Regions from separate parts of the Homo sapiens genome. Here region 1 is linked to region 2. A link is a contact called in ENCODE Hi-C or POLR2A ChIA-PET data. All regions are on one chromosome and are shown on one strand. The core of a region is the stretch at or near the end of the contact, and the rest is flanking DNA. Distances in the headings are between cores, read along the strand shown.

Region 1 (7,205 bases), core at 2,785-5,284, 60 kb after region 2:
TAAAAATACAAAAATTAGCTGGGCGTGGTGGCAGGCACCTGTAGTCCCAGCTACTCGGGAGGCTGAGGCAGGAGAATCACCTGAACCTGGGAAGCGGAGGATGCAGTGAGCTGAGATCATGCCACTGCACTCCAGCCTGGGTGACAGAGCGAGACCCTGTCTCGAAAAAAAAAAAAATCACCTGGCTTGTTAAAACAGATTCCTGGACCCCACCCCAGAATTTGATTCAGGTTGGGAGTGAGGCCTGTGAAGTTGCATTTCTAGCAAATTCCCAGGTGATGCTCATGCCGCTGGTCCCAAACCACACTGTGAAGTGCCAGTTCCAGACTAGGAGACTCCAAAGAGACACTGGAGCCAACCACAATGTGCAAACCTGATTGGGTCCTGATTTGGAAATTAAACATCTTTAAAATGCATTCAGGGAATAATTGGGTTCATTTGAACGTGGACTCAATATTAGAAAATTTCTATTGATTTTCTTGGGTAGGGTGGTGACATGTGGCTGGCTATAAGGGAAGATGTCTTTATTTTTAGGAGATTCACATTGAAGTCATTATAGGGGTCAACTGACATGACATCTACAGCTAACTTTTATTTCATTTATTTATTATTATTATTATTTTAGAGACAGGGTCTTGCTCTGTCACCCAGGCTGGAGTGCAGTGGCATGATCGTAGCTCACTGCAGCCTCAAACTCCTGAGATCAAGCGATCCTCCTGCCTCAGCCTCTCCAATAGCTGGGACTACAGGCCCACACCACCATGCCTGGCTTACAACTAACTTTTAAATGTTGGCCAGGCGCAGTGGCTCACGCCTGAAATCCAAGCACTTTGGGAGGCCGAGGCAGGCGGATCACTTGAGGTCAGGAGTTCAAGACCAGCCTCGCCAACATGATGAAACCTCGTCTCTACAAAAAATACAAAAAATTAGCTGGGCATGGTGGCAGGTGCCTATAATTCCAGCTACTCAAGAGGCTGAGGCAGGAGGATCACTTGAACCCAGGAGGCGGAGGTTGCAGTGGGCCAAGATCATGCCACTGCACTCCAGCCTGAGCATTAGAGCGAGACTCCATCTCAAATAAATAAATTAATTAACATTTCAGCAAAATACACACATGCACACAGACAAAGAAAATATGACAAAATGGTAATTATTGAATTTCAGGATAGGTGTATGAGTGACAATTATACCACTTTTTCAACTCTTCTATGTTTAGATGCTTTAAATATTTAAAGCTAGGGGCTGGGTGCAGTAGCTCATGCTTGTACTCATCATATTTTGAGGGGCTGAGGTGGGAGCATAGCTTGAGCCCAGCAGTTCGAGGCTGCAGTGAGCTATGATCACACCACTGCACTCCGGGCTGGGCAGCAGAGCAAGACCCTGTCTCAAAAAAATATAAAATAAAATGAAATAAATCTGGGGAGCACGTGGGGGAGGGACTAGTGCATCACAGCCTAGTTGAACGAGCAGGAGACTGCCATGGGATGAGGCCAGGCCCAACTGTGTCAGTCCCTCTGGGTCATTCTAAGGACTTCGGATTCTATCCTGAATGCATGAGGAAACCCTTGAAGGCCTTAAGCAGAGAGTGACATGGTCTGATTTTCTTTTAAGCTGTAGCTTTGTTTTTGAGATGGGGTCTTGCTAAGTTGCCCAGGCTAGTCTCGAACTCCTGGGCTCAAGTGATTCTCCTGCCCCAGCCTCCCAAGTAGCTGAGATTACAGATAAGTGCCACCACGCCCAGCTAATTTTTGTATTTTTAGTAGAGACGGGGTTTCACCATGTTGGCCAGACTGGTCTCAAACTCCTGACCTCAAGTGATTCGCTCGCCTCAGCTTCCCAAAGTGCTGGGATGACAGGTGAGAGCCACTGTGCCCAGCCAATTGTACATTTTTAAATAACTCAAAGAGTGTAATTGAATTGTTTGTAACACAAAGGATAAATGCTTGATGTAATGGATCCCCATTTACCCTGATGTGATTATTATGCATTGCATGCCTGTATTAAAACACCTCATGCACCCCATACATATATATGCCTACTATCTACCCACAAAAATTAAAAAATGAAAACATTATCCTTTTGATGCTTGGCCACATGGAGGACACAGCAAATGGTTCATGGCCAAGCACAAGAGAGCCACTAATGTCTGCACCAGGAAGGGATAATTATCCAATTATAACCCAGAGGCAGCCTCTGGTGTCAATAGCTGATTGTTCTGAACAAGTCCAGATTCTATGCTTCCCCAAAGCTGTGTGAAATTTAAAAATTCATAATCATTGGCAAATGATAATCGTAATACAGATGCCAAGGCACTACCCAGACCAAGGAAATCCAATTCCCTTGGCACCAAGATCAAATCCAAGATCCCCAGGGGATTATTTATTTATTTATTTTGAGACGGATTCTGCTCTGTCACCCAGGCTGGAGTGCAGTGACGCAATCTCAGCTCACTGCAACCTCCACTTCTGGGTTCAAGCAGTTCTCCTGCCTCAGCCTCCTGAGTAGCTGGGATTACAGGCACCCGCCACCACGCCTGGCTAATTCTGTATTTCTAGTAGAGACGGAGTTTTAGCACGTTGGCTAGGCTAGTCTCGAACTCCTGGTCTCAGGTGATCTGCCCACCTAAGCCTCCCAAAGTGCTGGGATCACAGGCGTGAGCCACCACACCTGGCCCCAGGGGATTCTTGATTGCAGCCAGGCAGAGCCTGCAGTCCCAGGGTGGCGAGTTCCAGCAGACCTATGAAGGACTGGCTCCAGGGTCCCTGAGCACAAGGTTGCAAGGCCATGTTGTCACACTCTGGACCTCTTGTTTGTTTGTTTGTTTGTTTGTTTGTTTTTTGAGACGGAGTCTCGCTCTTTCGCCCAGGACGGACTGCAGTGGCATGATCTCGGCTCACTGCAAGCTCCGCCTCCCGGGTTCATGCCATTCTCATGCCTCAGCCTCTTGAGTAGCTGGGACTACAGGCGCCCGCCACCGCGCCCACCTAAATTTTTTGTATTTTTAGTAGAGACGGGGTTTCACCATGTTAGCCAGGATGGTCTCGATCTCCTGACCTCGTGATCCGCCTGTCTAAGCCTCCCAAAGTGCTGGGATTACAGACGTGAGCCACTGCGCCCAGCCAACAGATGAGTACAGTCTATCTGTTCGTGTGGCTATAAGAAAGTACCAGAGACTGGGTTATTTATAAAAAACGGAAATTTTGGCCAGGCACAGTGGCTCACGCCTTTAATCCCAGCATGCTGGGAGGCCAGGGCAGGTGGATCGTGTGACCTTAGGAGTTCGAGATCAGCCTGGGCAACATGACGAAACCCTATCTGTACAATGCCAAGAAAAAAAAAAAAAGCAGGGTGTGGTGGTGCATACCTGTAATCCCAGCTACTCGGGAGGCTGAGGTGGGAGAATCACTTGAACCCAGGAGGCAGAGGTTGCAGTGAGCCGAGATCGTGCCACTGCACTCCAGCCTAGGTGACAGAGACCCTGTCTCATACAAACAAACAAACAAAACCCAGAAATTTCTTTCTCACAGTTCTGGAGGCTAGGAAGGCCAAGATTAAGTTACCAGCAGGTTGGTATCTGGTGAGGGCATGGTGGCCATTTCCAATATGGCACCTTGCTGCTATGTCCTCCCGGGGGGACCAGTGCTGTGTCTTCAAGTGACAGAGGGATGTAAGGGCAATGAAAGGGCCTAGCTCATTCCCGCCAACCTTTTTATGAGGTTACTAATCCCATGCCCTCATGACTTAATGATGCCCCACCTCTTAATACTACCAGACTGGTGGTTAAGTTTTAACATATGAATCTTGGGGAACACATTCAGACCACAGCAGATATACTGTAGAAAAGAATAGTCCGTAAATTCCCCAGCAGTAACACTTCGCATATTTTGCCTCTTATTACTTGGAGTATACTGTGTTTCATATGGCTTTTTAAACTTTGTAAAAACTGCAGCAAGTGCCTGATTACTTAGGGCTTGTTTATCTAGTGACAGACTATTTAGTCCATTAATTTTGTGCTGTACAACAGGAAAGAGAGAGAAAGAAAATGACTTCTGAAGAGACTGAATCATCTTTATGTCCTCTATGGTAGTTGGCACTTGGTAGATATTAAATAAACAACAGGCTGGGCAAGACGGCTCATGCCTGTAATCCCAGTACTTTGGGAGGCTGAAGCAGGTGGATCACTTGAGCTCAGGAGTTCAAGACCAGCCTGGGCAACATGGTAAAATCCTATCTCTACAAAAACTATAAAAAGTAGTGGGATGTGGTGGCATGTGCCCATAGACCCAGCTACTTGGAAGGCTGAAGTGGGAGGATTGCTTGAGCCCAGGGGGTGGAAGTTGGACTGAGCCAAGGTCCAGCTCCAGCATGGGCCACAGAGGGAGACCCTGTCTCAAAACAAACAAACAAACAAATCTCTTTAACTCCCAAAATGGAAAGTTCTCCAAGATATATGTTAAGTGATTAAAAAAAAAAACAAAAAAAAAGGGCCAGCCTGGCATGCTGGCTCATGCCTGTAATCCCAGCACTTTGGGAGGCCGAGGAAGACAGATCACCTGACGTCAGGAGTTCGAGACTAGCCTGACCAACATGGGGAAACCCCGTCTCTACTAAAAATACAAAATTAGCCAGGTGCGGTGGCACATGCCTGTAATCCCAGCTACTCGGGAGGCTGAGGAGGAGAATCGCTTGAACCCAGGAGGCGGAGGCTGTGGTGAACCGAGATCGCACCACTGCACTCCAGCCTAGGCAACAAGAGCGAAACTCCATCTCAAAAAAAAAAAAAAAAAAAAAAGGAAACCGCATCTCTACTAACAATACAAAAATTAGCTGGGCAAGGAGCTAGGTGATTATAGTACCAGCTACTCAAGAGGCTGATGCAGGAGAATCACTAAACCGCATCTCTACTAAAAATACAAAACTTAGCCAGGCAAGGAGCCGGGTGACTATAGTGCCAGCTACTCAAGAGGCTGATGCAGGAGAATCACTTGAACCCGGGAGGCGGAGTTTGCAGTGAGTTGAGATTGCACCACTGCATTCCAACCTGGGCAACAGTGCGAGACCCTGTCTCAAAAGAAAAAAATAATATAAAGTGACCAGGTGTGGTGACACACCTGTTATCCCACCACTTTGGGTGGAAGCAGGAGGATCACTGGAGCCCAGGAGTTTGAAACCAGCCTAGGCAACATAGTGAGACCCTGTCTCTGTATTAAACACACACACACATGCACACACACACACACACACACACAAAGGCAGCCAGACTATGCACTAGGAACTGCCCTGGGAATCCCTTTGCATTCTCACAACAATCCCATTTCACAGATGAAGAAACCAAGGCACAGAAATATTAAGTAACGTGTCCAGGTGCGGTGGCTCACGCCTATAATCCCAGTACTTTGGGAGGCTGAGGCAGGCAGATCACGAGGTCAGGAGTTCGAGACCATCCTGGCCAACATGGTGAAACCCTGTCTCTACTAAAAATACAAAAATTAGCTGGATGTGGTGGCAGGTGCCTGTAATTCCAGCTACTCAGGAAGCTGAGGCAGGAGAATTGCTTGAACCCAGGAGGCGGAGGTTGCAGTGAGCCGAGATCACACCACTGCACTCCAGCCTGGGTGACAGAGCAAAACTCCTTCTGAAAAAAAAAAAAAAAAAGAAGAAGAAGAAGAAATATTAAGTAACTTGTCTGAGGCCACTTAGTTACCAAGACGTGGGAGCTGGGACTTGAACCCAGGCAGTCTGGCTGGATTCATGCCTGCAGCCTCTGCACTCCTGCTACTTACTGTGTGAGAAGCGCCTGTTCTGTGGAAGGTTGTGGGCTGAGATCTTTCCATGAGTTCCACTCATTTACCCCCCAAGGCTGTTCTTAAAGACGGGCATGACAGTTATGCCCATTTTACAGATGGGGCCCTGAGGCTCACAGGGGCATGCCACTCGCCCATTTCCACAAAGCTATAGCTCGTTAGCGGAGGGCAGAATTCGGCCGCCTCTCCCCTAGCTCGAAGGCTGTGATTGACACAGAGGTTTTTTTGTTGTTGTTGCTGTTGTTTGTTCCTTTTTCTTTTTTTTTTTTGAGACAGGGTCTTGCTCTGTCATCCCGGCTGGAGTGCAGTGGTGCGATCTCAGCTCACTGCAAACTCTGCCTCCAAGATGCAAATGATTCTCGTGCCTCAGCCTCCCAAGTAGCTGGAATTACAGGTGTGCACTACCACGCCCAGCTGTTTTTTGTAGAGATGGGGTTAGTAGAGATTTGTTTTATAGAGACGGGGTTTCACCATGGTCTCTACTAAACCCTGTCTCTACTAAAAATACAAAAATTACCCAGGCGTGGTGGCACATGCCTGTAGTCCCAGCTACTCAAGAGGCTGAGGCAGGAGAATCACTTGAACCTGGGAGGTGGAGGTTGCAGTGACCCAAAATCATGCACTCTAGCCTGGGGTCTCGCTTTTGCCCAGGTTAGAGTGCAGTGGCACAATCATAGTGGCTCACTGCAGCCTCAAACTCCTGGGCTGGAGGGAATCCTCCCACCTCAGCCTCCCAAGTAGCTAGGACTATAGGCATGTGCCATCCTGGCGAGTTAATTTTTTGTGTGTTTTTATTCTCTCGAGACAGAGTCTTGCTCTGTTGCTCAGGCTGGACTGCAATGGCGTGATCTTGGCTCACCGCAACCTCCACCTCCTGGGTTCAAGCAATTCTCCTACCTCAGCCTCCCGAGTAACTGGGATTACAGGTGCGTGCCACCATGCCTGGCTAATTTTGTATTTTTAGTAGAGACAGGGTTTCGCCATGTTGGTCAGACTGCTCTCGAACTCCTGACCTCGTGATCCACCTGCCTCGGCCTCTCAAAGTGTTGGGATTACAGGCATGAGCCACTGAGCCTGGCCTGGTGAGCTAATTTTTAAATTTGTTATAGAGACAAGAGTCTCTCTTATGTTGCCCAGGCTGGTCTCGACCCCCTGGCCTCAAGTGATCCTCCCACCTCAGCCTCCCAAAGTGCTGGGATTACAGATGCGTGTCACCGCACCTGGCCTCTGAGGAGGATTTCATTATAAACCTGCCCTGAAGGGAGGGAATCCAATTTTACGAGAGGGTGTAGCCTGGTGAGGCCTGGATGACCTCCGGAGGCAGGGGCTTGTGCCTGGGCTGAGGCCTAAGGGACAATGGGCAGACATGAAGTTGCCCCAGGCAGAGGGTACAGTGTGGGC
Region 2 (6,939 bases), core at 2,419-4,918:
AGTCCCACTTGTCCATTTCATTTTTTTGTAGAGATGGGGTTATGCCGTGTTACCCAGGCTGGTCTTAAACTCCTGAGCTCAAGCAGTCCACCCACCTTGGCCTCCCACAGTGCTGGGATTCCAGGCGAGAGTCCCTGCGCCCAGCCCCACTTGTCTATTCTTGTTTTTGCTGCCTGTTTTTGGTGTCTTATCTGCACATGAATATTTATAGCAGCTTTATTCATAATTGCCAAAACTTGGAAGAAACCACAATGACAATGTCCTTCTATAGGTACACCCATACAATGGAACATTCAGTGATAAAATGAGCCATCAAGCCACCCAAAAGACACAGAGGAACCTTAAATGTGTATTGCTACGTGAAAGAAGCCAGTCTGAAAAGTACTATCTGACTCCAGTGATATGACATTCTGGAAAAACCAAAACTAAAGAGAATAAAAAGATCAGTGGTTGCCAGGGGGCTGGCGGGAGAGAGGGAGGGATGAAGAGGTACAGCATGGTGGATTTTTAGGGCAGTGAAACTATTCTGTATGATACTGGGAGGGTGGACCTGTAACATACATTTGTCAAAACCCATGGAACTCTACAAAACAAAGAATGAGCCCCGATGATGTAACATATGAACTTTAGTTAGCAACTATGTATCAATCTTGGTTCATCAGTTTTAACAAGTGCACCACGCTGATACAAGATGTTAATGGTAGGAGAAATTTGTTGGGAGGAGAGGAAGTATACTACAAAACTGAAAGTCTCTTGGTCAATTCAAACGCGTTCTGCTCAGGCCAGGTGCGATGGCTCACACATGTAATCCCAGCACTTTGGGATGCCGAGGAAGGCAGAGCACCCGAGGTCTGGAGTCCAAGACCAGCCTGGCCAACATGGTGAAACCCCGTCTCTACTAAAAATACAAAAAAATTAGCCAGGCATGGTGGTGGGTGCCTGTAATCCCAGCTATTCGGGAGGCTGAGGCAGGAGAATCGCTTGAACCCAGGAGGCGGAGGTTGCAGTGAGCCGAGATCGAGCCACTGCACTCCAGCCTGGGTGAGAGAGTGAGACTCTGTCTCAAAAAATAAAAAGAAACACGTTCTGCTCAATTGTTCTGTAAGCCTAAAACTACTCTAAAATATAAAGCCTATTATTGAAAAAAAAAGAAAGGAATCATAGTGTTCCACACAGAGCTGTAAATAACGTTTCCACAATATGTAAACATTTCCAGTCTTACCAATGTTATAATGCAACTGTAATGTGAGGGGGGATAGGATGTGGGAGTGGGTGGGAGAGGGAGTGGTTGGACATAAGGAGCTAAATCCTCTTCTCCCAAAGTGGGAGGTTGGTAAGGAATGCCTAAAACTGGAAAAGAAGCAATGTAAACATGGTATGTAGGAAATGTGGAGGTAAAAATGACTAATCACGAGCTAAAAGAGTTGAGATGGTTGTCCTTATGAAGTGGGAAAAGGGGCCGGGCGTGGTGGCTCACGCTGTAACCCCAGCACTTTGGGAGGCCGAGGCAGGAGGATCTCTAGAGGGCTGAAGTTCGAAACCAGCCTGGGCAATATAGTGAGACCCTCCCCCATCTCTACAAAAAATTACAAATTAGCCAGTCACTGGGGCTTGTGCCTGTGGTCCCAGCTACACAGGAGGCTGAGGCGGGAGGATTGCTACAGTGAGCCGTGATCACACCAATGCACACCAGCCTGGGTGACAGAGCGAGACTCCATCTCTTAAAAAATAAGTGAGAAATGGGGGTGAGGCTGCCCCTGTGCGTTGATTCTAAACAATGGGCATATCTAACTTGAATACAAATTAAAAGTATATTTTCTATATGTATATAAGAAGAGAAGAAATAATAAGAACAAACAAAAGAGACTGGGAAGTTGCAGAGCAGAGAGAAGGAAGCCAGTTCCATCAAGAAGCTTTGTTCGGGGGCCCAGAAATGGCTCAAGACGTGGGTCAGGAGGAGACGCCAGAGCCTTGGTGCCCACAAGAAAGTCCTGGAAAAAGAATGAGGGGGTCCCGGTGCAGTGGCTCATGTCTGTAATTCCAGCACTTTGAGAGGCCAAGGCAGGTGGATCGTTTGAGCCCAGGAGTTCAAGACCAGCCTTGGCAACATGACGAAACCCTGAGTCTACAAAAAATAAGAAAATTAGCCAACCATGGTGCATACCTGTAGTAACAGCTACTCAGGAGGCTGAGGTGGGAGGATCGCTTAAGTCCAGGAGTTAGAGGCTGCAGTGAGCTATCACTGCACCACTGCACTCCAGCACTCTGGCCTGGGTGACAGAGGAAGACCCTGTCTCAAAAAAAAGGAAGGAAGGAAGGAAGGAACGAAGGAAGGAAGGAAAGGGTAAAGAAAAAGAAAAAGAAAGAATGAGGAGGACGGAGTGGGGAAGAAGGGAACCTCTGAAGAAACTGGGTCCCTGTAGCCCCTCAGGGGAAGGGCCCTTCTGCCACTGAAGCGGATGGAAGAAGTGGAGGAGGAGGGAGGCTGGAGGAGGGGTTGTGGTTTGATGGCGGAGGCAGTGGAAATGTATCTCATCCATCTGTTTTCTCAGCAAAGTGGGAGCCACGGTTTGTTTGAGGAGAGAGGAGGAGGTGGGAAGTCATCCCAGACCTTGCTACAGAGTGGGCTCCACGGACAGCAACGTCAGCACCCCTGGGGGCTGGCGGGATGGAATGCGGAATCTCGGGCCTCACCAAGACCCCTAGGAGACTCACAGGCGAATTACAGTTTCAGAAGCTGCTCAGAAAGGGCAGGAAAAAGCAACTGGGAGGCATAGTGAGGGCGGAGGTTGGGGGCACTCTGCTGAGTGCCTCTCCAAGACCCGCGCCCCTGAATGAGACGGGGCACTGGCAGCTGCGGGGTGACCCTCCCAGGCAGTGTTGGCTTGCTTGGTGCAGGCAGAGAGCGGATGCCTGGCTAGCGCTGTGCCAGGTTGGTCCTATAGCAGGACAGGTGGGCATGGGAGTGGGCGTGTTTTCCAGGAGGCCATCGTGGTGGTGGCAGAAGGGGGTTGCTGGGTAGTGAGAAAGTGCTGCAGGTGGTGGATTGAAGTTTTTATTTTATTTATTTATTTATGTATTTATTTATTTATTTAGGGGCGGAGTCTCACTCTGTTGCTCAGGCTGGAGTGCAGTGGTGCGATCTTGGCTCACTGCAACCTCCGCCTCCCGGGTTCAAGTGATTTTCCTGCCTCAGCCTCCCAAGTAGCTGGGACTACAGGCGCCCGCCACCACGCCCGGCTAATTTTTTGTATTTTTAGTAGAGACAAGGTTTCACCGTGTTAGCCAGGATGGTCTTGATCTCCTGACCTCATGATCTGCCTGCCTCGGCCTCCCAAAGTGCTGGGATTACAGGCGTGAGCCACAGCTCCCGGGCGGTGGATTGAAGCTGATGCCTGCAGGTACCAGGGCAAGCGATGAAGAGGATAGAAGGGCAGAGCAGAGGGGGGAGTGCCTGAAATAGAGAACTCAGAGCAGGTGAGGTGTGGGGTCGTTACGCAGGCTGGGGTGTGGGCCTGGGAGCGGTGGCCAAGGGGCTTGCAGAGGAGAGGGTCGAAGGGGACGGGAGGAGGTCAGGGAGCTGAGAGGCTGCTGGAGGCTGCTGAGAACTCCTCTGTTCTCTGAGGTTTGTACCCCACAAACTTAAAGATGGTGAGAGAGGAAACGGATTCATTTGCTCTGGGGTGTGGCTGCGTGGGGACTTTTGAAAGCTCCCCGGAGTTTGAGAACCACGGTGTAAACATAGAGACAGAGAGAGAGAGAGAGAAAAAAAAAAGACAACAGGGGAGTAACAAGAAGGCACTCTAAGGTGGGGAATGGTGGCTCACGCCTGTAATCCCAGTGCTTTGGGAGGCCCAGGCAGGAAGATCACTTGAGACCAGGAGTTTGAGACCAGCCTGAGCAATACAGTGAGACCCCCGTCTCCACAAAAAATTAAATTAGCCGAGCATGGTAGTGCTCGTCTGTAGTCCTGAGGCAAGAGGATCGCATGAGCCCAGGAGGTGGAAGCTGCAGTGAGCCATGATCACACCTCTGCACTCCAGCCTGGGCGACAGTGAGACCCTTTCTCCAAAATACAAATTTTAAAAGGTACTCTGGGGCTGGCACAGACCGGGGACCTCGAGTGGACCAGCTGGGGAGGGGATTCATGTCCTGGGTTGTGGGCGATCAGAAGATGGAAATGTCGTGGTCTTGCCCTCGAGAACCAGATAGAACAGAGACAGAGACAGAGCGCGCGCCGCGGTCCCTCAGATCGTCCTGCACTACGGCGAAACGGCCACTAGAGGGCGTGTTGTGCTCACATATGCGGACCGGCCGGCAAGCGGCGGATTCCGCGGACAAAGTCTCTTGTTTAGCCACAGAACCCTGGGCTTGGCCCCAGGCCCGCTACGTCCGGGCCGTGTGGCCTCAGCCAGGTTACACAAAAGCTCTGTGACCCTGTTTGGTCAGCCATAAAATGGGCACAGCTATAAGTCCGACCTTCTAAGGTGGTGTGAGGATGCCCGAGGCCACGCAGGCAGAGCAGCGTCCAGTGGGGAACGAATGGCCCCGCGAGAAGGGGAGGCTTCGCCATGGCCTCCGTCTCTCTCCGCTTCTCCTGCAGCTCCTCCGCCCAGCCCTCCCCAGGCCACATCCGGTCCCGGGAGAGAGACTGAGATCGACTTTGGGGCAGGGGAGAGCAGGGGGAGGTAGGCAGTGTCTAGGACAGGGAAAGAGAGGAGGCAGCCACCTCCCTCACCCCACCCCACCTCACCCACCCCGCCTTTGTTTTAGAGGCAGGATCCTGCTCTGTCACCCAGGCTGGAGTGCAGTGTCCTGATCCTGGCTCACTGCATCCTCAGCCTCCCAGGCTCAAGCGATCCTCCTGCCTCAGTCTTCTGAGTAGCTGGGACTACAGGCAGGTGTCACCACGCCTGAGAAATTTTTAATTATTATTTTATTTTATTCTATTCTATTTTATTTATTTATTTATCTTATTTTGAGACAGAGTCTTACTCCATCACCCAGGCTGAGTTCAATGGCGCGATCTCAGCCCCAGTTTGAAATTCTTAATAATTTCATCTTTGAATTTGTAAGGGGAGTCTGATGGGCCGGTGGGGCATGTGCCCAGGCCTTGGAGCCCCTGCCTCATACCAGGCATGATCACACTCCGACCACCTCCCATAGGCAGGTTCTCAGCCAACTACTCACCCCGACAACAGTCACCACTGCTGCCGTTTGTCCCCAGCCAGGGGCCTGGGTGAGGGCAGGATCGGTGTCAGGTGTACAGCGACGTGGTCCAGGCACCTGTGAGGTCTGCACTTGCCCCATCAACCTCCCTGTGCCCAAAGGAGCATGACATTAGAAAGGAAAAAAGGGCCAGCCGTGGTGGCTCATGCCTGTAATCTCAGCACTTTGGGAGGCCAAGGCGGGTGGATCACTTGAGGTCAGGAGTTCAAGACTAGCCTGACCAACATGGTCAAACCCGCTCTCTACCAGATGTGGTGGTGTGCACCTGTAATCCCAGCTATGCGGGAGGCTGAGGCAGGAGAATCACTTGAACCCAAGAGGCGGAGGTTGCAGAGCCCCAAGATGGCACCATTGCACTTCAGCCTGCTGGGTGACACAGCGAGACTCTGTCAAAAAAAAAAAAAAAAGGAAAGGAAATAAAAAACACCATCACACAGCTGGGCGCTATGGCTCATGCCTGTGGTCCCAGCACTTTGGGAGTCTGAGGTGGGAGGATCACTTGAGCCCCAAAGTTCGAGGCTGCAGTGAGGTATGATTGCACCACTGCACTCCAGCCTGGGACAACAGAGCAAGATCTGGTCTCTAAAAAACAAAACCAAAAAAAAAAAAAAAAAAAAACCACCATCACAGGCTGGGAGAAAGAGACTGAGGGAGAAAGGAAGAAGCTTTTGTTTCTGCTCTCAGAAATAAGAGGCCCCACGTTTAAATTTCTCTGGGTCCCGCATTCTGTCACGGGCACAGGTTCAACTACTTTCACCTCGAAAACTGTCAGTGCTCCATCATGGGAGCCGTGGTTATTTAGTATCCTATGGTTAGAGAGAAACAGGACAAGCAAGACAAAGCCCAGGGGCCCCAGGGACAGCTGGTGGCCTTCGAGGTGACTGGTGCCAGGCCTGGAGACCACATTCCCCTGCCCTCCCCAGGATCCTGAGTCCAGGGTCGGCACTGAGGGCAGCAGGCTGGGGATGAGCCCCTTCCTCCCCGGACCTCAGTTGTCCCACTGTGCATGGGGAGGCGGCCGGCTTCCAGCAGGGACAGCGGGTGAGGACGTCTTTGTAAACTGAAGCACGGGGGGACATGTGGGCAACAGCGATGGTTCTTCACCTGCCAGAGATTGCCATGGTTGCTCTGAAGGGTCCCAGAGTCAGGGGCTCAATTGCTAGGTTTATTTATTTATTTATTTTGAGCAGAGTCTTGCTCTATTGACCACGCTGGAATACAGTGGCACAAACATAGCTCACTGAAACCTCAAACTCCTGGCTCAATCTGGCCACCATGCCTCCCTAATTTGAAAAAAACTATATATATATATATATATATATATATATATATATGTGTGTGTGTGTGTGTGTGTGTATGTATATATACATATATATGTACATATATGTATATATACGTATACGCATATACATATATACATATATACGTATATATCTGTATATATACGTATATATGTACATACATATGTATACATATATATGCACATATATGTATATAATATATATATACGTACATATGTATATATATATATAAAATATATATATATATATTTGTTTGTTTCAGAGATGGGATCTCACTATGTTGCCCAGCCTGGTCTTGAACTCCTGGCCTCAGGCAGTCTTCCTGCCTTGGCCTCTCAAAATGCTGGAATTACAGGCATGAGCCACCACGCCCAGCCCAGGACTCAATTTCTACCCCCATTCCTTGAAA

The links. A loop is a pair of places that touch in the nucleus more often than their neighbours do. ChIA-PET counts read pairs that join two places held with the same protein, here RNA polymerase II (POLR2A). Pooled maps may share reads with other maps.
Region 1: a loop to region 2 is called in a map of IMR-90, with 6 times the contacts of the local background. The contact joins two enhancer-like sites. A Hi-C loop is called at or near these places in 6 of 168 maps with a recorded cell type or tissue (IMR-90, breast epithelium, colonic mucosa and 2 more), 4 of 37 single-sample maps with no recorded cell type and 2 of 50 pooled maps. POLR2A ChIA-PET finds 5 or more read pairs at or near these places in 5 of 52 experiments (CD4-positive, alpha-beta T cell, CD8-positive, alpha-beta T cell, T-cell and 2 more).

Annotation. Positions count from the first base shown.
Region 1 is chr16:28,333,442-28,340,646 of GRCh38, forward strand. No RefSeq gene overlaps it. Among named protein-coding and RNA genes, the nearest start is that of NPIPB6, 26 kb to the right of the region's middle. RefSeq lists an enhancer at 2,761-3,260. Within about 2 kb of position 4,035, at least 2 of the 41 ENCODE cell types and tissues checked have a DNase peak (open chromatin) inside an H3K27ac peak, as active enhancers do.
Region 2 is chr16:28,273,588-28,280,526 of GRCh38, forward strand. It overlaps a transcript of SBK1 not described here. Among named protein-coding and RNA genes, the nearest start is that of SBK1, 15 kb to the right of the region's middle. RefSeq lists a silencer at 4,101-4,395. Within about 2 kb of position 3,669, at least 5 of the 41 ENCODE cell types and tissues checked have a DNase peak (open chromatin) inside an H3K27ac peak, as active enhancers do.